3 separate regions of the Homo sapiens genome follow, and regions 2 and 3 are each linked to region 1. The links are chromatin loops, found by intact Hi-C in ENCODE. Cell type or tissue: GM12878. All regions are shown on one strand.

What was found. Hi-C counts contacts between places; a loop is a spot of excess contacts. Peaks named below come from ENCODE experiments on the same cell type or tissue, not always from the same donor. Only the 100,000 strongest peaks of a DNase experiment are listed, where the experiment ranks them.
Region 2: it touches region 1 in a loop (5-fold over the local background); 8 of 110 quality-filtered maps call a loop at or near these places.
Region 3: a loop joins it to region 1, with 2.7 times the contacts of the local background. A loop is called at or near these places in 3 of 110 quality-filtered maps.

The regions. Positions count from the first base shown.
Region 1 is chr5:68,455,621-68,463,620 of GRCh38, reverse strand. The region is part of intron 3 of LOC105379013 (a long non-coding RNA gene); the gene reads left to right. Among named protein-coding and RNA genes, the nearest start is that of PIK3R1, 240 kb to the right of the region's middle. In GM12878, a CTCF peak has its summit at 3,263 (motif pointing right); no DNase peak of the experiment used is centred here.
Region 2 is chr5:69,003,319-69,011,318 of GRCh38, reverse strand. All of the region lies in intron 1 of LINC02198 (long intergenic non-protein coding RNA 2198), which reads left to right. It overlaps LOC107984116 (a long non-coding RNA gene), which reads left to right and starts at 4,134. Exons shown (of 3, transcript XR_001742709.2): 1 at 4,134-4,292. In GM12878, a CTCF peak has its summit at 3,354 (motif pointing right); a DNase peak (open chromatin) is centred at 3,388; H3K27me3 peaks cover 5 bases.
Region 3 is chr5:68,375,190-68,383,189 of GRCh38, reverse strand. No RefSeq gene overlaps it. Among named protein-coding and RNA genes, the nearest start is that of PIK3R1, 160 kb to the right of the region's middle. In GM12878, no CTCF peak of the experiment used is centred here; DNase peaks (open chromatin) are centred at 4,629, 4,699 and 5,249; H3K27ac peaks cover 258 bases; H3K27me3 peaks cover 278 bases.

The DNA.
Region 1 (8,000 bases):
ATCCCCATGTGATAATAGGCCTCAAAAAGAACATGTGCAAACCTGAACTTGTGATCTTTCCCCTCAACACTCTACCCTTCCTTCAATGAATAAACCCTACCCCCATCCCTCCGCCATCCACTCAGTTTTGCCTGTAAAAATCCTCAGAGTTACCTGGACTCCTTATTAGTACTGTCATTCTTGCCTACTTAGCACTCATTCACCTTTGTACTGGGAATAGCTCTTCAAATTTCCTTTCCTGCTCACAATGTCTTTACTCCAGGTGAGATTAATCCTACCTGTTAGCTCCATGGGTAAACATGTTACCCAGGACTAGCCAATAAGGCTCAATTCTAGGAAGTTTCCTGAAACTATTGAGAAGTTGCCTTCTTCTGGAGTTGCTAACCTCTGAGGATGTGAACCTAGAGCTGCCAGCAGCTATTTTGCCACCACAAGGAGAGCTTTCCAGAGAGTGAAGCCATTACACCAGATAAAGAATTCAAAAGAGAGCTACTCTAGAAGACATCATCTGAACTCCTGGATCCAGCCATATATGAAGTATCTGATCTACCCCAAGGACTTCTCCTTCACTTGAATCAATAAATTTTCATTTAGGCTTAAGCCAGTTTGAATGGGATTGCAATCACCCCTACAGAAACAATGCTGACAGATATATCATCCTTAGCTCCTCTCCTTCCTTTACCTCTCCCTAACCTCTCCTCATCCAATCAGTCCTCAAGTCTTTTTGGTTCCACTTGCTGATTCACTAAATATCTCTGAAATCACTCCTCTTCAATCCATTCCAGCCATTACTTTAGGCCAAGCTATCATCTCTCAGTGGCGCAACCACAGTGGCCTTCTAACTGGTAATTCGTGCCCAGTCCTATCTCTTTCATGTACTCTGATATGGTTTGGCTGTGTCCCTGTCCAAATCTCATCTTGAATTCCCATGTGTTGTGGGAGGGACCTGGTGGGAGGTAACCGAATCATGAGGGCAGGTCTTTCTCGTGCTGTTCTCGTGATAGTGAATAAGTCTTATGAGATCTGATGGTTTTAAAAAGAGGGGTTCCACTGAACAAGCTCTCTCTCTTTGCCTGCTCCATCCATGTAAGCCATGACTTGCTCCTCCTTGCCTTCCACCATGATTGTGAGGCTTCTCCACCCACATGGAACTGTGAGTTGAATTAAACCTCTTTCTTTTGGAAATTACCCAGTCTCTGTTATGTCTTTATCAGCAGTGTGAAAACGAACTAATACATACTCTTTACACAATAGTCAGCCTGATCTTAGTAAAATATAAATCTCAGAGCTCTTCATTGCTCCCCCTTGCCCACATAATTAAGCCCAAAGTTGTTCACATGGCCTATAAGCTCTGAATGAGCTGCTGCATGCCTTCCTTTCCAGCTTTATCTCATTCCATTTTTCCCCTAATCCCCTTTATCCCAGCCATGCTAGAAACTACTCCTAAACCTCAGCACCTTGGCAAATGCTGGTTTCACTGCCTGAAACAGTCTTCTCCTTCCTCTCTTCTTAACCAGTTCTAATCTCAATGCCATTTCTCTGGAAAAGGCTGCTGTAATATACCAGACAAGGCCCCTTTATTTCCTGAGCCACCTCTCACACCTGGACACCTTATACTCTATCCTTTGCCTTTTCAGCATTTGTCTTTGTCATCACCTAATTAAGCATTTAATGTTAATGATTAACTGAAGGTCAGATTCCCTCCCTAGACTATAAGCTCCATGAGGACAGGGACCATGGCTGTTTGGTTCACCACTATAGCTTATCATAGGGCCTGACACAAGTTTTGACTGATTATCCTTTGTTCTGGGCTGGAGGGACAGGCAGAGGGGAAACTTAAAGAAAAATAGAGATGTTTTCCAGGCTTTTGAGCAGGTTTACAGATTTCATTTTAGACGAAAATCTTTACATTTCAGCAGTTGACCATCTGTCATACCATTAAGGCAGTATCTCTTGCAGGTGAAGATACAGCAAAAAGTTGGGCAATTTTAAAAAAAAAATCTGGTTTATGTAAAGAACAAAATCTGAAAGAGAAAAAAACAAAAGAAAGCTTCCCTGTTTTTTTCAACAAGGAGTTTCATGAAAAAAATAATAAAAGGAGGGAAGAAACCATGCTAGATTAAAGAGCTTTAAGGGACATAATACTAGATGCAATGCAGGGCCCTAGGTTTGAGTTCGGTTTGGACAAACCAACTGGAAAGGACATTTTTGGGGACGAGCAGGAGGAATTTGAATACAGACTGGGTTTTAGATAAGATGAAAATTTATTGGCAAGGAAAGATGGAGATCATTAACTAAAAAAAGCAGGTTACAAACAGCATGTACAACATGATCTCATTTTGGTAAAAATATGTATATGTATATTTATACACGCATAGAAAAAGCTTTAAGGATATACACACAGGTGTTAACAGTGGTAATCTATGGGTGGTAGGAATATGGTGCTATCGTTTTCTTATTTTTCTTTATCTGAATTTATAACTTTCGACAAGGCACAAATGCTGCTTTTGTAATAATAAAAATTAAAACATGAATTCATTTTAGAAAATTTTAAAGCAGGCTTAAGCAGACCCAGATTTTCACTGAAAGCTGTCCAGGACATTTTTTCTACGTCCTCCACCTTAGAAATGAATAATGTGTCCCAACTTCTGAGTAGGTCTCCGCATGAAGGATTAAAAATTTTTGCAGTCCTTGAACTAAAAGTGAATCAATCAGATATTGAGCATGCATACATTTTCCACTAGCAATGTCAGTAAAGGACCTTCACATCAGTAGCAGGAAAGGTTGCAAGAAAGTAACCCTCACAGGAGGTGCTCACATCATTACCAGGCAACTTCTACACAGCCATTTCCCACTCTAGTGGAAAAATCCACAGTTCATCAACTGTTAAGGATAGTAAGTACATAGAAAATTTAGAAAATGCGGAGTTCCAATGTTATCTGAGAAGTGAAGGAAAGAGAGTTTTGAAGAAAACCATAAAAGACTAGAAAGGTCACCACTGGACACTATTAAGCTGAATATCAGGGATTTGTAACCAAGCCCCAGCCTTATCCCAAAGGAACTGGAAAAGTTCCCAGCCATGGTGGTCCTTATATTCTTTATCTGTAAAATTAGGTCTAGATGAAGTCTAACATTTTTATTTGCTTCACAGCATGGTTCATTACATAACAAAATATTATGTTGCACACTAAGTCACAACATTAAATATAATAAGAGAATTTTGCAAATATCCTCTTCCTGGATTCTTACACGGTGGAGGAAGTTGCCTGTAGAGGGCACTAGTCAGTTAATAACATCTGAATCAGTTTGACTTAAAAGCAAGAAAGGACCTTAGGGGTCACATAGTGGATCCCTCTCTTACAGAGAAGAAACTGAGCCCTAGTGAGATTAGGCGACTTGCTCAGAATCACACAGTTGGCATTTTCACAGAGCTGAGATGGAAAAAAGAACTCTGGTTCATGTTAAAAAACAAAAACCAAACCCAAAAACCTTACAAAGGCCTAGAAATTGAATTGCATTTAGTTGTTCTTTTAATGAATCACCCACCGTGAAAAATAATAAAAAGATTACCACCACCATAAAAAAGGAGACCATCCTAGGAAGCCTACTCTTCAGGACACTAGGAGACAATTAATTCCAGTGTCACTCCCAGCCACAGGGTTATTCAGTGAAATTCCCTTGGCCCATAACCATTTTGTTGATAACCTTTGCTGTCTAAACATCCCTTTGCCAAATTTACACGGCACTCAGATTGCACTGGGGGACAGGATGGTATATAAGAGAGGGGACGGACTTGTTTTTCTTCCTCTCAGCCCCATCAACAGCAGTTAAGTGTCAACCAATGGATTGGATCTACTTCATTCACTGGTTAAAATTAGGCAAACAACTGGACTGGCAATGAGGCTCCCTGAGGCTGGTGTCTGGTTATTTCAGTCACCTTACAATCAGATTAGATCTATCCACCTTGCAAGATTGCCCCTTCCTTGCCAACATACTAGAAACCAGTTTATCTGTTCAAATACTGCATATGGACCCAGACTCTGTAAAACCATGACTAGGATGTTTGATGTGTTATCTTAGGGTTTTTCTGTTTGTTGCTGTTTTGAGAAATAGACATGTAGGTGGTAACATGCTGCAGTAGAACCATCGACTTTGGAGCCCACTAGACAAGGCTTAAATTCTGCCTCCACTTGTGTGTCAGCTGGGTCTCCTCACTGTATTGCTTGACTCTGAGTATCAGATTTCTCATCACGGTATTTACCTTACAGACTGAGGATTAAAGGAGAAAGTTCATATGAAGTGCCTAGATCAGCACCTGGCACTGTACAAATGAGTCTCCCACTTGAAGAATATGGCTGGCTTTCAGAATTAGGAGAGAGTAAGCAGTAGAATTCCACCATGTAATGAATTCAAGGTCATGGCTATTGAAGGAAGGTATTGTCTTTAAAACGTCCCATGAAAAATAGCTTAGATAAACATTCTAGTAGATAAGCTTCAGAAAAGTAATTTTTAACCTACTCCAAACTAATGCCATGGTGTTCTCATTGTTCCTCTACTTTTATAAACAGTGGCATTACTAAATTACAGCCTAAATTCCCCCATGCATTTTAGTGGTGATCCAAGAGCATGCTCAGTTAAAAACATGGGTGGAAGGATTTAGGAGAGTTAGCCACCTCTCCCTACACAATATTTCTAGGGTGCAGAGACAACACTTCTGCTTCCTTTTAAACCCAGTATTTGCTTAGTTTTCAGAAAGAATGAGGCAGTCCCCAAAGGCATGTTGGTCTAAGCATAGAAGCACCATAGTGATGGCATGTTTTCCTAGTTTTACACAGTTGATTTATACCCACTGAGTGCATAGTATGTCTAGGGCACTGGTCATGTATTATTTCATTCAAACTCTACCACAACTTGATGAAGGAGTCACTATTATCAACTTCCATATATTGATGGAGAGGCTGAGGTTTGGAGAAAGTATGTTGCTCACCCAGGTCATGCAGGTGTCAGTGTGGTGAAGCCAGGATGGAGCCCAGCAGCAACATCCGAGCCCCTCCTTCTTCCTGCTGCCTCTTTAGTCTCTTTTTTTTTTTTTTTGTATTTTATTGGCTTTTCTGAATGTGGTAATAACGGGCAAAAGGGCAGGGGCAAAAAATCAAGGAACTTAAGGAATTCACTGAGATCTAAAACGTATTTATATCCACACAGTCTACGTTAACATGATTTTACTATTCCAGGATCTTCATCAGCATAACTTTACTGTTCCAGAAAACTCTTCCTCAAGAAGATAACAGTTACAAATAACTGTATTGTTCATTCCAGGAATTTCCCCAAAGACACATCAACTCGTCAATAGAAAGCATTCAAGGAAAATTTTAAAATTTGAGCATTTCCGAGTCTTTGCCCTCAAAATCTTCATCTTGTGTTTGCCCATTCTAAGTGATTAGATTATGGTCCTCACTAGACCCCAGCCAGGGCTCCCTGGCTCTCACACTAAAAGATACACATTGGAAAAAATCCAGACTTCACAATCTCAAAAATACTCCCAACTTTGCTCCATCCCCTACCTGCACCCCGAGACTCTAGTGAGATTTTTTGTAAATAGTGTTCTCCATTAACTTTAAGCCATCAGTTCTCAACTGGGGATGATTTTGCCTCCCAGGGGATATTTGGCCATGTCTGGCAACATTTCTGGTTGTCATGACTGGGGCTGCTCCTGGCATCTAGAGGGTAGAAGTCAGGAATGCTGCTAAACATCCTATAATGCACAGGACAGCCTCCTCCCCTAATAAAGACTGTCCAGAATCAACAGATTATTTTAATAATATTTTGGAGAGCCACTAATTAGCAATATCTCAGTTAGTGCTACGAAGAAGCTTCCCAAACTCTGAACCCTTCTGGTTATGTTTTTACTCTCTTGATTGCCAGTGTTCTTGCAGGTTCATGAGCCCCAAATCCATGAAGCCCGTCCTTAAGAAATTTCATTCCCAGAGGCTAGACTGCAGACATTTACCTACTCTTCTTATGATGGGGGTTTCCATCTCCTAAGATAGGATCACTTGGTGGCTCGGTTATTTTTTTTAAGACAGGGTCTTGCTCTGTTGCCCAGGCTGGAATGCAGTGGCGCAATCACGGCTCACTGCAGCCTTGGCCTCCCGGGTGTCAGGCGATTCTCCTACCTCAGCCTCCCGAGTAGCTGGGATTGCAGATGTGAGCCACCGCACCTGGCCAAGTTATCTTTAATTTCTACATTGTGTATTGTGTATCAGCTGTTTGAAATGATGAACCTGAGTCCACAATTTTTTTAGAAGATGCTGTTAACTATCTTAATAATGGCAGCATTCCTGAGGTTGTGAAAATGACTTTACTGAACAGGAAGCATGTTTTCCTTATAGACAAATAGCACGAATTCATATTACTTATAAAAGATACTGCCTCTTGAAATTAGCACTTTGAATTTCACCTTTTCGTCTAGATATTTCCACTGGTAACAAAATTTCCCTGGAAGTCAGTGTTTGGAGTTATAAGATCAATTTGTGACCCAAAAATATAAACGGTCTACCTTTTATCCTGTTTGTGATGAGTGAAAGGCAAAAGTAAACAGAAAAAAGAAACCTGATATGACTTCACTCTTGAAATATTGTGCAATGATTTTCTGAAGGTAAGTAGCAGGCTTTGTATCTTGAGAACCTAACGAAGTTAAACAGCAGTCCTCACTCTGGGCACAGAAGTCACAGCTTACAGTACTGGAATGAGGCCCAGGATGATGTCATCCTGGGCAGAGACCTTATCCGTAACCCCACAGTGCATTTGTATTAGGCAGTGATGTCTCTGTCACCAGGAACTTCACTGAGCCTTCCTGAAGCTCTCAAGCATGTCATAGAAATATTGTCCATCTCAAAATTTGCCCTAGAAAGGAACCAGGAAGTTTTCCTTTTTGAAAGTTCTTGAGATGATATATGTCTTGAGTCTTGTGGGGATTCATTCAAATCCCTGGAGCTGGCATAAAGATTTTTGAAGTGAGAACATTTGAGCTAAAGAAGATACAGAAAAAAGTGTTATCTCGACTGCACTTACCTGACTAAAGCAGGGCCTCCCGAAAATACTGCTGCCATTAACCCCCATCTGAGGGGGTTTCCTGGAATTTCGCTGCCAGGGAGACAGAGTGTCCATTGCTATTAGCATCAAAAACCTCAACAGAACCTTCCATACCTTCTTATTGAAGCCCTAACCCCTCTACCCTTTGTTAAATTTTGTATATGAACCCTTTAATCTCAGGCTATTGAGTGAGTTATTATCTCTGAGAACTCCTGTGTATGTGTAAATCGCCTATCTTTTCTCCTGTTAATCTGTCTATTGTCAGTTAACTCATGGGCCTTCAACCACTGGAACTAAATTGGATGAGGAAAAGTTTTCTCCCAATAATTTTGGTGATGAGGATGGGATGGCTGGGACTCTCTGCTCCTCCAGAAAGTGCAGCTAAGATGTCAGGATCTCTGACTATGCTGACAAAGATAAATTTCTTAGCAGCCAGGTTCCCAGATTTCTGCTCAGAATCCCGTCAAGTGAGGATGGTAAGACCATCTTTCTGTCTTTTCTTCCCAAGATTTAGATTTCCGGGAGAAAACACTCAGAACTTATACTTACTGTATTGTGACTTGGTTTGAATACTTTTTAAAATAGATCTTTTCCTTCCCAGGGATAGCTCCTGTATCCTTTCTGTCTCATTTTGTGTCCTGATAGTTTGGTTTGGATTCAGTCAGAGTGCTCACTCTCTGGCTTTCTGCATGCTGTGGGGTGCAGATTGTCTGTTCTGTGCTCAGAAGCAGCCAATTGTCAGGTTGGGGCTCAAGCATTTGTAGTTGACTGAAGAGAAATTTGGGTATCCTGGGCATCCCATTTTCAGCTGGCACCGTGCCGACTGTTGCCAGTGCTAAGGGGGTTTGTCTAAGTTCTCTTTCCTATTGTCTTGCTAGTGGAGAGAAGTCCCATCTCAGTATTAC
Region 2 (8,000 bases), 550 kb before region 1:
GAAGGGGCTCAGGAGATGTGTTGGGTCACTCCACCCAGTGGGGGAAGACTGAGGCCCAGAGAGGCCACCCCGACAGGTGCACAGGGTTGGGTTGAAGCAGTTGGCCACAGTGCAGGTCCTCAAGCCTAGGTTAGGGTTTTTCTCATCTTTTTTATTCCCTCCACTTTAAAAAAAATTATTTTAAATGGTTCTGAGTCATATCCACTTTTTTTTATTCCTTGGTTTCTCTGGCTTTCTCTTTTCCTAGCTTCCTTCTGACTCCATCCTCTCCCATTTTCCCCTATTTTTCTTTTCGATTTTGTCATCTTAGTTCCTATGTTCTTTGTTTTGCTTTGATCGAAGTGCTCTGACAGGAAAAGATCATTAATTTTTCTTAGATTCAAGCAATCTGTTCCAGTGAACAAGGTTAATGTTTAAAGTTTGTGATCTGTAGTTCAAAAATGTAAAAAATTAGGTCAAAAGCAGAAAAAAAAAAGAAAGGAAAACGGATGGAAAGAAAACTCAAAGTTCACCATTTCTGAACTCCTTCACAGAGGCAGATGCTGTCAGGTGGAGAGGGGAATGAGGCCATTGTTTCCCAAACTCTTCACAGATGGCAAGAGATGATGTTGGACAACTAGATTGCAGTGTGAAAGCTCATTTGAAGAAAACTTCTTGTGGCATCTCAGCAGGAGAGCGTTTTTATGAACAGGATGGTTATTGCCTGCCTGGCTGGAATTTTTTATTTTCTGCGTCATTCTATTTGAAATCATGGGGATTTGACCAGAGGATATTTCCCTCCGTGTGTATGACATTTTGTATTTGGGATAATAAGTACCTTCTCTCCAAACAATTTAGGATGTAAAAATGTACTAAAGTGACATGTATTTTTTCCCTCAGATATTACCAGATTAATCTCTATGAAAGCAGAAAAAGGAGAAAATGTAGATCTGAATGTATTTTTTGTTCAATATCTTTTTTGCTTCCTGAAACTTCCTGGAAGGAAGAGATTATTATGAAATTCTCTGGAAGGACAAAATCTGTGTTCCAGTCTTGGGGAGAACATGACCCCTCTTAAAGTGTTTTCTAACAGGCTGCAGTAGTGGATGTTAATTTAGTTTTGGTGTTCAGTATCCATCCATTCACCCTTTGTGGAATCCTCTCTTCTCCAGGATCAGGTCATTTAGTAAAATAAAGCTGGTCTTATGCCCAGCTCTATCTAGGGAGCATATAACCCAGGATTAAGTCACATGCGTGCAGTCTTCTCCTGCCTATAGTGACTGGTTGGAGATTGGCATGTGATCCTGGGGAGCCAATGAGGCTACTGAGGGAGAAATATGTCCTGTTTTTCCACTTGAACCTGAAAGGATATGTGCTGTAGTTGTAGCCAATTATAAAGAGAAAGCCCATTTGAGAGTGAACTGACACAGAAGGTGAAACCTGATTGATAGAAAATAGATAATGTTTGAATATACTCAGAGGAGACTTAGACAATTGCTCAGAGTTGGGGATAAATTAGTGGAGATCAGTGTGGGCTGAATTGTGCTCTCGCTGCCACCTCCAACTAAAGATATGTTGAAGTCCTAACTCTGGGTACCTGGGAACATGACTTATTGGAAACAGGGTCTTTGTAGACATAATTAAGAAGTCAGTTAAAAATGAGGTCATACAAGAGTAGAGTAGGCCCTTAATCCAAGATGACTGGTGTTCTTATAACAAGAGAAGAGACACAGAGACAGACACACATAGAGAAGAGATGCCATGTGAAGACAGACACACACGTGGAAAAAGGCCACATAGGCCAGGTGCAGTAGCCCACAACTGTAAACCCAGCACTGTGGGAGGCTGAGGTGGGAGGATTGCTTGAGGCCAGGAGTTTGAGACCAGCCTGGGCAACATAGTGAGACCCTGTCTCTCCAAAAAAAAAAAAAAATTAGCTAGAAGTGGTGGCATGTACCTGTACTCCTAGCTACTTGGGAGGCTGAGGTGGGAGGAGGAAGGCTTGAGCCCAGGAAATTGAGGCTGCAGTTAGCCATGATCATGCCAATGCACTCCAGTCTGGGCAACAGAGTGAGACCCTGTTAAAAAAAAAAAAGTAAAAAAGGAAAAGGCCATATAACAAGTAACAAGGCAGAGATTGGAGTGACACATCTGCAAGCCAAGGGCTGCTGAGGATTGCTGGCAAATGCCAAAAGCTGAAGGGGGCAGGAAGAGCCTGCAGAGAGGGCATGGCCTTGGTGATAACTTAATTTTAGACTTTTAGTCTCCAGAACTATAAGACAATAAACTTCTGTTGTTTAAAGCCACCTGGTTTGTGGTACTTGGTTATGGCAGTCCTAGGAAACTAATATAATCAATACATATAAAACATAGCATGTGAAGAAAAGACTGTTTTTTTAATTCCAGGGAAAATATAAACTTGTTCAGGAAAGGAAATGTGAACAGGATATACCACATGGCTTTGTGGTCAAGAATTTAATAGTTATAGCTCTATAAATATTGATTATTGCTCTTACCAAAATTATACTGGGAAGTATATATGTATGGTGGGGTTGTGTATGTGTGTGCGGGTACTTATGAAGTCATCTTCCATAGTGCAAAGTCAATATATGAAGCTTAAACTAAAAAATCAAGAGGCAGCAACATGAACATGACATTTAGAGATATAGAGGTAAAAAGTAAATGGTTCAGTTAAAAGAGCTGGAAGTATCTGCCTTCTGGGAGCAGGAAACACGAGGTAGGGACTGCTTGGACTGCTGTAGAACAGTTTGACTCTTTATACTATGTGCATGAATTACTTTGATATAAAGAAAAACTGCTTTAAAAAGGAGAAGAAAATTTGAACCTGTGAAACAAACTACTTGTAGAACTATGGAATGTGATGACTTTGGATAAAAGTATGACATTAGGTACATTTATTTTGGGGCTAGTTGCTAATACCTCTTATTTTCTAGGCAGTGAGGGGGTGGGAGTGGAAGGGAGGGGGTCAAAATTCCTCCATGAAGCCTTTACATCTCCCCTTCTCCTATATCCAAGTCCCACTCTTATAAAAGAATAAAACCTCCATTACTCTAAGTTTATAATTACTGTTTAAAAACACAAAGTTCATTTTTACAGGGATCTTTCCTTAAGGCTGAAGGAGGTTCTAAAGATGAAATTTCCTTCTATGTATGATTCCTTGGGGTGGGAGTCACAGGCATTTTCTTATCCCACTGGAATTCTGAGTCGCATAAGTTTGTTTCTGACTAGTAACTAGGAGCTCAGTGTCTTTGGCCTCTCACACTGACCTTAAGGCAAATGCCTTTGAACCGTCCACTCCAGTCTGTCAATCCTCCTTGAAGAATGGTCCAGCCTGCACTGCTGCTTTTTACCATCAGGGGGCAGTGGGGCCATGAGTGCCCAGGGAGACAGGGAAGGATGCTTAGCACCTGGCGAGTGGGAGGAAGTGTCTCTCAGTGTTTGCACTTAAAGCATCTCAGTAGCTAGATACTTCATTGGTACGAATGGTGTATTTTCTTCTAAATTTTGTGCAATCCAAAAAGGCAGGAAGTTTGATCTTAATGCATTTTCCATGGTCATCTATTTCACTCTGAGCCAAGAATTTATTAGGAAAACGAAAAGAATTGCAAGAATAACTTTAGATTGACATTTCTCCATTTTCCTACTTGTCGAATAGGTTTGGTACGTGTTCTGAAGGAACACGGTGCCAGTTGAAATGGTGCTCTGCTTTCTTCCCTGTTATTCTGAAATAGATGTGCTTTTCACACACATGGATAGACCATTTACTCCTGATTTGTATCTCAGGGACAAATCTGACTTATTAACACCATTATTTGTAAACTGCTAGCCTGGTTTCCTGTGCTGTTGTAACGCTATCTTGATGGGTTGCTGTGAAAATGTGAAGATGTCTGTCAGGCAGGAAAAATTATGTAAAAATGATGTGGGTATAGAAAATGGGATCGACAAAATGTAATAAACTCCTCCTGGGCTGAACAGCAGAGCTGCATATGTAATGAAGTACTTTAGGATTACGTCACCTTTTATATAACATCTGGCAGTGACTTTTATTTCAGAGCTAATTTGGAGAAGCCAGGCACTTTTCTCTTCCCCTCCCCAAGACTGCCTTTATCTGAAAGACGAAAGAAGGAACTGTTACATTTTGCATGCAAAGAAAGCCAGAGTGGCTAGATTACTCCCTTAGGGTAATGGAGAAAGGAAAAAGAAATTGAAAAAGGTCAGGTGAACAAAGCAGAAGGAATGAAGAGGTTTGTGTGATTCTTAGTGAAATTGGACCAGTCTAAGCAACCAGACAGGTAATCTGGGTGACTCTACCCCTCCTTCTTCCCTCCTGTGCCCCTCCCTTGGCTGTGGCTCTATAGGTATGACCCAAGAATACTATGGAAATAGCATTTCCTTAAATATTTTGTCTGAAGTGAAGGGTTGAAAAAATTATTGAGATAATTTGGGAAAATCCTAAAATTTGTCCCTTTAGCCTTTGAGAAAAAGCTCAAAGCTCAAACACCTCTCTCCCCCAGTAATATCCAGACATTGATCTATAACAATAGATTATTCAGATGGTCAACTTGCTGCTTTAATTTGTCTATATAGGAAATGGTGAAAAGTCTTTTATGAAATTGAATGGGAATTCACTCCTTTGAAGCCAGGGACACAGGAGGGATGAAGACCCTCTTTGTACTTCCCCCTTTCCTTCCCTCATAGCTTCTGGGTCTGTGCTTGCCTTGGTGCAACCTGGACCTTGCTGGACCATGTTTGCTGACCTCCATGTTCTCTTTCATCACGTGTTTTTTGAATCTTCCATTATTGTGTCAACCCTGGACATGCTCTTGTCTGAATTTCAAGGCCATGTCTACAGTTCAGAAGAGGTAGTGTCTTCCTTACGTATCTAATGGGTTCCCAAAAATGTGTTTGAAAGTTAGTTGGATGTTTGAAAGTCGAACAATAGATTTGCATGTTGTAAGGAAGAATTTGTTCTCAATTCTAGCTAAAGTATATGATGAAATCCCTAATTATGGTTTCTGCCAGTGCCACCTCCCTCAGGCCTTGGCAACCCTGTGGGTGGGTGAGAACAGGCACATGGCTGGAGTGGGTGGCAACTGCCAGTCGTTGTGGGCTGAGGAAGTTAATCCAGGAATCTCTCCTTCCAAGACTTAGCCCTCCTTCCCTCATCCCAGCCTGAAAGGGCAAGGGCTGGAGTAGAGGGTCTGGTTCTTTTTTTTTTTTTTTTTTTTTTTTTGAGACAGAGTTTTTCTCTGTCACCCATGCTGGAGTGCAGTGGCTTGATCTTGGCTCATGGCAAACTCCGCCTCCTGGGTTCAAGCTATCCTCTTGCCTCAGCCTCCCAAGTACCGAGATTACAGGCTCAAGCCACCATGCCTGGCTAATTTTTTGTATTTTTAGTACAGATGGGGTTTCACCATGTTGGCCAGGCTGACTTACTTCGAACTCCTCACCTCAAGTGATCTGCCTGCCTCAGCCTCCCAAAGTCCTGGGATTACAGGTGTGAGTTACCACACCTGGCTGAGGGTCTGGTTCTTAACCTACCTCCAGGAATAACCACATGTGACACCCATGAGGTGGTGGACATGGCATTGGTGGACATGGGCAGAGTACTGGAGTGGTTGGGGCTGGTCAAATGACACCCTGAGAAATGGTGGTCCTGTGTGAGCTGAGAAACTCCAGGATCCCTGGCCATGATCTCTGGAGTTCTGTCTGGCAGTACTGGCCAATGGAGACTTATCTCTGGCTGGAAAGGAGGTGCTGGAAAATTCTTCTGTTGTCTTAACTTGAACCTGGCCCCTTCTCCTAGTAGCTGTGTCTGCCTGGCATGAGATTGTTCTATCAATAATCTAAGGTAATTCAGGAAAGATTGAATTTTGAGTATTAAAGGTTTGCAGATGCTAGTGTTTAATTTTTGATAGTGTGGTGTCTTGGTTATGTATTGCGGCATAGCATACTACCCCAAAACTTAGTGTCTTAAAACCATATTTTAATTATCTCACAAGTTCCTTGGTCAGGAATTTGCTCAGTGCTTGGTTGGGTGATTCTTCTGCTTCACATGGCATTGACTGGAGTCACTTAACAGTCTGGTGTGGGCTGAAGCATCCAAGATGGCTTCCCTCATATGCCTAGTGTCTTGACAGGAATGGCTGACAGGCTTTGTGCCCTTCTCCCTCTCGATGTAGTCTTAGAGTATCTCTACGTGTTCTCTTTAGAATGCCAGTTGGACTCTTACATAGTGGCTCACTTAGGACTCTGCCGGTTATTTTAGAGACTAGGGTTGGAATTGGCATAGCACCAATTCTGTGATACTCCATTGGTCAAAGCAGTCACAGGACAGCCCAGAATCAAGAATAATGGAAACAGATCCCTTCTCCACAGGAGAGGAGTGTCAAAGAATTTGTAGCCATCTTTGATCCACCACATGGGGGTTGCATAACTATAGAATGTGTGGAACTGAAGCAACAAAGAAAATATGTGGGGGAAACACATTTCCTGTCTTTCCTAGCTAGGAATCAGAAGGACTAAGCTTCCTTTTCTGCTGTCACCCGAGGCAAATGTTTTACTAAACTAGGGCAATATTGAGGTTTGTATCCCGCTTCATGCTTTTGATTCAAAATACAGCTCTTGTTAAAGTGCTTGGGAACTCTGCTGGTGGGTACACTGGAAAAACATAAGTGGATAACGTCTGAAGGATACTTTGGAGATGATACTGGCAAATTTCCAAAGGAAGAGTTGGGAACATTTCTCGTTTTCTCCATTGTATCACGCAGCTGTGCCAATGACTAAACAAGCAATGGATTATGCAGGTTTTGAAAACTTTTCAGGTTTTTCCTTTTGTCTATAGCAGAGCAGGGAGGGGGAGAGAATTGGTTTTTAAAGTCTAATTTAACTACGTTTAATTTCCTTTGTCTCTAAGTTTGATATACAAGATTTCAGCAAAATCTTTAGCAAAAATGATAGCAATAGTGTGTTGCTTATTATTGCAGATATGATGCAATACTGGCAGCGTCATGGGGTCCTCTTTCAGGCACTCATTTAACTAGTTTTTGAAGAGATAATTTGTGCACATAGTACAAATTTTAAGGGAAAAACAAGGCACCAAATACAAACCCCCCCCGCCCAATTTCCATTCCTGAGTCCCTCATGTCCCTTCCTCAGAGACAGTTGCTCTTTATTGTATATCCTTCTGGACAAATTCTCTTTTTTTTCTTTTTTCGAGATGGAGTCTCACTCTGCCACCCAGGCTGGCGTGCAGTGGCACAATGTTGGTTCACTGCAACCTCTGCCTCCCAGGTTCAAGTGATTCTCCTGCCTCAGCCTCTCAAGTAGCTGGGACTACAGTCACATGCCACCATGCCTGGTTAATTTTTGTATTTTTAGTAGAGATGGGGTTTTGCCATGTTGGCCAGGCTGGTCTTAAATTCCTGACTTCAGGTGATCTGCCCACCTTGGCCTCCCAAAGTGCTGGGATTACAGCTGTGAGCCACCATCTCCCACCCTTCCAGACAAATTCTATACATATACAAATATCCACTCTCTCTCTGTGTATGTATAATTGTAGGATATTTGGTTATATATCTTTTTCCCTCACAAACAGAAGCATACTGTATACGGTTTGCACCTTGCTTTTTCATGAAATGATGAACTGCAAATTGTTCTGTATCAGTAAATCTAGATTAACTCCTTTTTTCCCAAGAGCTACATAGTATTTTATTGCATCATCCTCTTTTTTTTTAAAAAAAAAACAAAAAAACAAAAAAACAAAAAACAGCCAGGTGCGGTGGCTCATGCCTGTAATCCCAGCACTTTGGGAGGCCAAGGCGGCAGATCACAAGGTCAAGAGATCGAGACCAAGAGATCAAGACCATCCTGGCCAACATGGTAAAACCCCGTCTCTACTAAAGATACAAAAAAATAGCTGGGCATGGTGGCATGTGCCTGTAGTCCCAGCTACTCAGGAGGCTGAGGTAAGAGAATCGCTTCAACCTGGGAGGCAGATG
Region 3 (8,000 bases), 80 kb after region 1:
ATTGAAAAGAGCCACTCAATCTGTAGACTCTCTTCCATCTGCCTCAGGACCCAGAATTCCTACCACTCATTAATCACACTATTCATCTGTGCAGTAGCACATTTTACTGGGTTAAAACATTGTCATTTCAGAGTGACAATATATTATTGAGGAAATGTACCAGTTAGAATTTTTCTCTGGGTAATTTTTCTCTGGGTACTTTACCTCTATCATGGCAATCAGAGAATAGAGCACAGAGAATGTACTCAGGGTAATTTCAAGTTGAGACTGGAGTTGTAAAAGACAGCCTGGTAAAGTAGAAAGGATGTAAGTTGTGAGTCATGGGCCCTGTGCAACTGAGTATTTCCTTGTACTTGATTTCTACCCAATGTGAAATGGGGTCATTTGGCATGATGATGTCTGAGGACCTCACCAGCCCAGGCATCCCATGACTTCAGGAACAGAAAGGTCCAGAGTGATGGTTGTTCCTGGCCTGGAAGGATGGCACAAGGAAAGTCCTGTGAAGGTGAAATGCCATGAGATTCTAGGATCTTAGGGCTTAGGGCAGAAGATGGCTTGCCAATGTAGACTTAAAAAAAAATCGATATATAGGGAGGAGAATGTTAAGCTTATACAGACATAACTAAGAAATGCACTATGATTTAGCAGAGAATTTAAGGAGAATGTTGCTAACTTTGAAAGCACTATGATATTGCAAAAAGAATACCAGCCATTGGGTTACAAGACTCGGGATCCAATTTCTGCCTCTGATATATGGAAGACATGATACATGAGATGCCCAGAAGAGAGGCCTCAAGAAGTAACTTCCACACTTGTAATCTAGGCGAGGGCACCAATCATAACTGCAATGTACTTCCCATACCCTGTTTTAGGAGGTTTTCAGTCTTCAAAAGTAGACACAGTAAAATTATAAGGCAATATTTAAAGTGGACAGTTTCAAAGACAAGATCATTGTGGACAGACTTGCTGTTTTGAAGTGTGGTACAAACAGATATCAGAGTGTCATAACTGGTCAGGAAATCTGCTTGAGTGTACTGAACAAGGAAGTGTCAGTTTCTCAAGAATTCCACTGCTCGGCTGACTGTGTGTGGTGTTTGGCAGGACAAGGAGTTCAGCAGGGATGGGGGGAGAGAGAAAAGGCACACATTTGACAGTTACGCCTTTGGACACTTGGCTCAGAGCTGAGCAGCATCACTTGAAGTCTTGCGTGTCTTCCACTATCACAGCCCATACAAATGCTAGGTGGAAAATCCTCTCTGTCTTTGGGGGCACTCATCTGTTTGCTTTAAGTTGCTAGACCATGTACTGTTGCCTACTTTTCTACGGCAATGGTGGATCATATCCACATTCTTTTGGATATTTTTTTCCAAAGTGAAGGCTGGATATTCTCAGGACTAACTTTAAGGATGGTTTCAGAACCCCATTACAGTTGCCATCCTATATTGGCCAGCAGGGCTTCAGGGTCACCATAGTTTATCAAAGCTTGCTTAATCCACTGCATAGTCTGGCTCAGTCATGCCAAAGCTCCGTCTTCCAGACAGACTTCATGCCTGCCTCACTGGAAGTCTCCTCTTTAGAGGGCTTAATTCCCAAACAATCTGCCATAAACTCAAATTCCTGGTGCTAACATCACCTTTTTAAAGTAGCTATCAAAAGTTTGAATTGGCATGAGAAATTATTACCGTGATCTGGTTTTATGAGCCTGAGCCTCCATCCCCAAACCTCCTTTGGCTCGTGAGAATTGTCTCCATTTTAAGCATCTGTAGAAAAAAAAAATCTACAGATGTCCTTATAGAACTTTGTTGGCACAGAGCAATCTTCACATCCATTTTGTCCATTTCTGGCCTCCATGAAGATGGAGAGCTGTTTACCATAGTCTTATCGTAATAATCTTTCATCTGCTTAGAGATGTTGTTGTGACTATTTCTGTGGTTTCCTCTAGTTTATGGAAACCGGTGACTGAGTCAATGACATTTGCAGGGTAGAGAATTGTTTCCCACAAGCCCAGAGATGTAGGAAACAAAAGAGGTGGCATGATTCTTGCCTTCAAGGACTCTTAAGTTCCAATGGGACAAAGGTGCATGAATACAATATGTAAAGGACTGAATACCACAGGTCCTTTCTATCTGTGGGTTCCGCATCCAAGGATTCAACCCACCACAGATCAAAAATATGCAAAATGAAAACATTACTGAACATGTACAGACTTTTTTTTTCTTGTTCTTATTTCCTAAACAATATATTATAGCAAGTATTTACATAGCATTTACAATGTATTAGGTATTATAAGAAATCTAACGATGATTTAAAGTATAGGAGAGAATGTATAGGTTATATGCAAATACTACACCATTTTATATCAGGGACTTGAGCATCACTGGACTTGGGTATTGTGGGAGGTCCTAGAACCAATTCCCCAAGGATACCAAGGGACAACTGTATTTTTAAGTATCCCTTAATTATAACCTGGAAATGAAGGAATTCAAGAAGACTTGCCATGTAGCCTCTGGTGGGGTAGGAGACATTTCTGACAAATAATTCTAGAGTTTGTCCAACTATTTGCATTTGATTCTTCTTAAGTGAACTGTGGCAACATTTCAGGGATACAGTTGCGTTTATGACATAGAGGTTCATGCCCCAAATTGAACAGCATTGGGTACACAGGTTATTGTATGCCCACTACAATGCAAACTCCAGGAGGACAGAGGTTTTTGTCTCTTTGGTTCACTGATTATCTCAGTGCCTATGACACTGAGATATGCCTGGCACAACAGAGACATCCCATAAATAGCTATTGAAAGAAGAATTAGGAAGGAGAAGGCTCACGGGTAGATTTTTTTTTTTCCAGCTGAAGATGCTACCTTTTATTTCCCCTTTTTTTGTTTCCTGTTTGGGGAGCATTTTATCTTCCCGTTAAGCTCAGTTGCCCCCTACCAGAATTTCTTACCTGGTGCAATTGACTTTAAGGTACAACCTTATCAAATAATGTTTTGTCATTTTAGGTAAATATAATCCTAGCCTTTTTTTCCTTTTATCTCCTGTAACAGTAATTCCTCTAAAAAAAAAAAAAAACTAAAACAAACCCAGTGAGTTCTTTCAAGCTAGGCCTGCCCTCACAAATCCATACTAGCTACGTCTTATCAGACTTTGTTACTGCAAATCCTTTTGCAGTTCCGCAGTCCAAGTGCTTACTAGTGTTTTCTTAGCCCATCTGATATACACCCTCTTCTAATTCTAACAGTTTGGTAATAAAATGTGTTGGGCTCAGTATTCACCCCTTTGTAATTCTCAACTTTTCCACCCTCCTTTGCAATTGGCTGGGGAGGCTTACTAGCTGGAGTGCAGCCTTAATGTGCTAAGCCAGGGAGGGGCAAGATGTCTCCTTTGAATAGAGCCATGAGCTTTGCTGGCATGACTGAGTTTTGCTTTATTCCAAAGGCAATAATTTATAACTGCTTTTTGGGCAGCAGTCTGGATGAGAGCCTGGGAACTGGGAGGAAGCAGGACCTAGTAAACACATAGCATTTGGGATTTATCAAGATCATTCCTACTTCCCCTCCATTTTCTACTCTCCAACCACATGGTAATCTCCACATTCTTGGGGACGACAACGATAACCTTCCTCCTGGTTGAAGTTAAATGGTGCTTTAGACTCAAGAAGATCTGGGTTTGAACTGTGACCTTGGGTAGTATGTTTCATCTCTGTAAGTCTCAGTTTTCTTACCTGCTAAATGGGTATAATAATACTCTCTTGAAAGGACTTTTATGAGGATTACATGAGATAATGAATATAAAGGGCTGGGCACCTAGGAGATACTAAATGAAGACCAGTATTGTCTAGTATCTCTCTATTCAAGCCCATATCTTCCATGAATACCAATAACAAAAACATGCCTTCTTTTTTTTTTTTTTTTGGAGATGGAGTTTTGTTCTGTCGCCTAGGCTGGAGTACAGTGGCACAATCTCAGCTCACTGCAACCTCTGCCTCCCAGGTTGAAGCAATTCTCCTTCCTCATTCTCCCAAGTAGCTGTGACTACAGGTGCATGCCACAAAGCCTGGCTAATTTTTTGTATTTTAGTAGAGATGGGGTTTCACAATGTTGCCCAGGTTGGTCTCGAACTCCTGAGCTCAGGCAATCTGCCCGCCTCAGCCTCCCAAAGTGCTAGGATTACAGGCATGAGCCACTGCACCCAGCCAACATGCCTACATTTATAAAGCCTTTATTATGTGTGAGCCACTGTTCTAACTTCTTTGCATGTATGAATTCATTGAATCCCAGCTACTGTTGTTTGCAGAGACCTTTCCCTGTCTGCTTCCCCAGCTCTTCTTGGGTTTGCTTTCTCTCCATTATTTTCTTTTGAAGAAGCCCTTTCTCTAAATTCCTATGGAGATTTCTGCATCAAAAACAGAACAAGAATATAAGCTGCCCTTACTCAGGTCAAGCTCATTTGCCCATTGCTTTCTCATATCCAGTGCTTGTGGCCATAACCTCAAGCTCCAGGGCAGTGGTTCTCAACCACCACTGCACTTTAGAATCCCCTGGGGAGCTTTTCGAAGTCTTTGTGCCCAGGCCACAAACCCAACCTATTAAATCAGACTCTCTGGGAGTGGGACCAGGCACTACTCCTCAAAGTTTAATGTGCATAAGAATCGCCTGAAGAGCTTGTTAAAATGCAAGTTCTGCCTTTCTACAGAGCTCCCAAAAGAGGCAGATGCTGTTTGTAGAAGATACAGTGAATAGCAAGGCCGGATCAGACCCCACTCTTTTGCTGCTCTGTGGCTTCCTGCTAGCTCAGCCACAGGATCTCTGTTGACTACCACTTCTTGTCCTTCTCTGTCAGCCTGGTATAGCCTCTTATTGTGCTTGAATCTCAGGTCCTGCAGTAACAGTAGATATGACTATTGGCCAAAAAAAAAAAAAAAAAAAAAAAAAAAGATATGGTGGCTCACACATGTAGGCAAGCCAATTTTTTGCTTGGGAAAAATCATTCAAAACCCAGGATGTGGGGATCAAGAGCACCACCAAATGCCTGGGAACCTCTTAAAATAAGAGTACTTCGCAATCTAGCCTTGTTTCTAAATCATGGGCTTTTTTTATGGGACCTTAAAAATAACCTATTGTAGAGTAGTGACTTTGCGGATATATCATTTTCCTTCAGCAATCTATGATAAGAATGCCCTTATTCTGACCTCTAAACTGAATTCAACGATGACCACCTCATTTGCCTTCTCTGTTGCTCTGTGGTCAGTGCTGGTAGCCATGCTAGTCATGGATTTGCTACCTGCGCACATCTGTTTGCAAGACTTCTTGAGTCATTTAAGTCACATAGTGGGAAGCAAAACTAAATCACTCTAAGGAAAATGCTGAAAGAATATGATGCTCCCTTTACCTCAGCTTTCTCAATTATAATAAATGAAGAGGCTAGTCAGCAGATCTCTGAGGTGTCTTCCACCAAACACGATGTCTCTGTGTATTTTGAGCTGAGATCGGGGCATCAGTCATCTTTCAGAGGTTCAGACAACCAGAACTTTGAGAGTAATAATAAGTTCCCAAATGCACATTGCCTGGTTCTCTTCTCTCTTAATCAATCTTATCCTTAAAGATGACAAAGAGGTCTTGCTAGATATAAAAACGGTTCTCTTATATGACAGTTACCAACAGTACAAGGAATCTTGGTGAATGGGGAATTCAAGTTGGAGAAAGAGACTCTGATTAAACTCTTAGAAGCAAAATTGAATCTTTAATAAATAAAATTATTTTTTCTTCATTTAGAACTTAAGGTCCCCAGAAGGCAAGTTCCAGTCAGGTAAAACTAAAACAAAACAAACAAAATCCTGTAGAAAAAGAAACTCATGCTGCATGTCACCCGTACTACGTGTTAGTCTCTCAGTTTGGGACAGTTTAAACAGGCAGATAATAACTTATTTCTTCTTCTCTCTTCTGTTTACCAGAAGAGCAGCAGCTGTGAGGAATATTTGCTGTGGAATGAATCTAGACCGTCCTGAGGAGCTAGGATTTAAGTCCACTCTTTCAACATTTCCATAGTACCCAGCTTGATTTCAGCTGTGTGCATGTTTAATCTTGTTCAAAACCGAGCTCCTGGAAAAGACGGGAAATGCTGGGAAACTAAACTCATATTTGTTTTGGAAGCAAAGGGCCACTGCATTCCGATTTTCATGGCAGGGAGGCAAATCTATATAATGTTGTAACACTGTAGTTATAAGTGCAGAGCAGGAAGAAGAGGCAATTCTTCCAACCTATCCCCTGAATCGAATCCTGGATTGGCCTTCAGTTGTTTCACAGACTGAGATTTCTAATAGCAGCAGCTATACTTTTTTTTTTTTCTGAAAATACACAATGGGGACTTAATAAGTAAGTGCTGACTTGATTTTGAAGCTCAGCCACTTTTAAAAACAAACCCTTTATATTATCTTACACTAGGTACATCATTTTTCTGAACACCTCGAGTTTTACCAGCCTTCCCACCATCTCAGAACCTATCCCTCTATCTTATATCCCTCCATAATCAGCAACATGATTGAAATGAACAATATTGATTTTACCATTCAGGTATTGTGATTTGTCTTGGAAAAGAGGAAATGGTTAGCTGTAAGATTGCCTTGAATATTACTCATTCTTAGCAAAAGAAAATAATTTGATATAGAGGTGATTATAACTAAGAAAGATTTAGGTATGGTAATTTTAAAATTTAAGTTATATTTTATATTTGCCTCCACTTACAGAGCTCAAATCTAGAGTCAATGATAGAAAATTCTATGCCTGCACAAATTTTTTTTTATTCTGCTTACATGTTGGAGTAGGGGACAGCAGGAAGAATATTTAAGTTTTTAAGGTTTTGGTTTCCCTTTTCTTAAAATGAAGATAATAAAATATTTCAGTGTGTTGTGTTGGTAAAATGTTCTACTTTCCTTTAGTTAAGAAATATATGTATATAATCTTTTTAAAAGTTAAACATGATAGAATGCATGCTCTGGCTGAAAAGTTTGGAAGGGTTATTGAGAGACCAATTCATTGCCTATATCTAGTTTGAAATGCGTTCTGACAGAATGGAAAGAAAACTGCTCATCTAAAATACACAGTATATTAATGGTCTGGAAAAAGAATTGAAGCAATCTTTCTCAATCCTTATGGTCAGGAAAGTCTTTATGTCTCAACTCCACCCATTCTCCTGCCATGGAAGTCCTTTTCTTCTGGCTAGGTCTCCTGGAGGACAGAGTGAGCATGAATGTGCTCTGCCCCTCAGACAATACACGCTAAACACCCTCTTCTCCCTCCAGTTTATAATTAGGCCCTCATCACAAAAGCTCTTCTCTTTCTATACAATTGCATCCCATTCCCATACACCTTCCAGGTATGGCTCATTTCCAAAGTCTTTCCTCACTTTTGCTATCTACTTCCCTGACTCGTCCTAGTTGGCTCCCTCCTGCCTTCTCTATGGGTCCCAGATATGGAACACGGTGTGCAAATGCAAATAAGGATTGCATGGACTGGGACTAGAGATGAGGAGTCCCTTGTGACTCTGACAGCCCTCTAAATAGGCTGCTGATGGGGGAAAGAAGCAAATGATCTTGAGAGACTTTTTTTATTGCTTCTCCTTATTGAAAAAAAAAAAAACCAGGAATAAAATGTAAAAATCATCACACCTGTCTCTGAAATGCTGCTCTTGCATGAACATGCACCTGCATGTATCAGTAGCATGAAAGGAATTGAAACATTTGACCCATCCAAAAAGAAAAAAGAAATCCCCCACGTAGATTAGCCTGCAGCTCTCCACTTCTATCCCCAACCCATCAAGAACCAGACTTTTTGATTTGCATCTGCCACCACACCCAAGTCCCTGTGAATGCTGTGTTAATTTGAATGTACAATCAACAATACTTCTCTTTCTCTTTTTATCATCTGTGCCAGAGACAACAAATGCAAATGGTGAGGTATAATTGGCATTAGAGGCACCCAAGTGAGTGCTAGCATAGCATT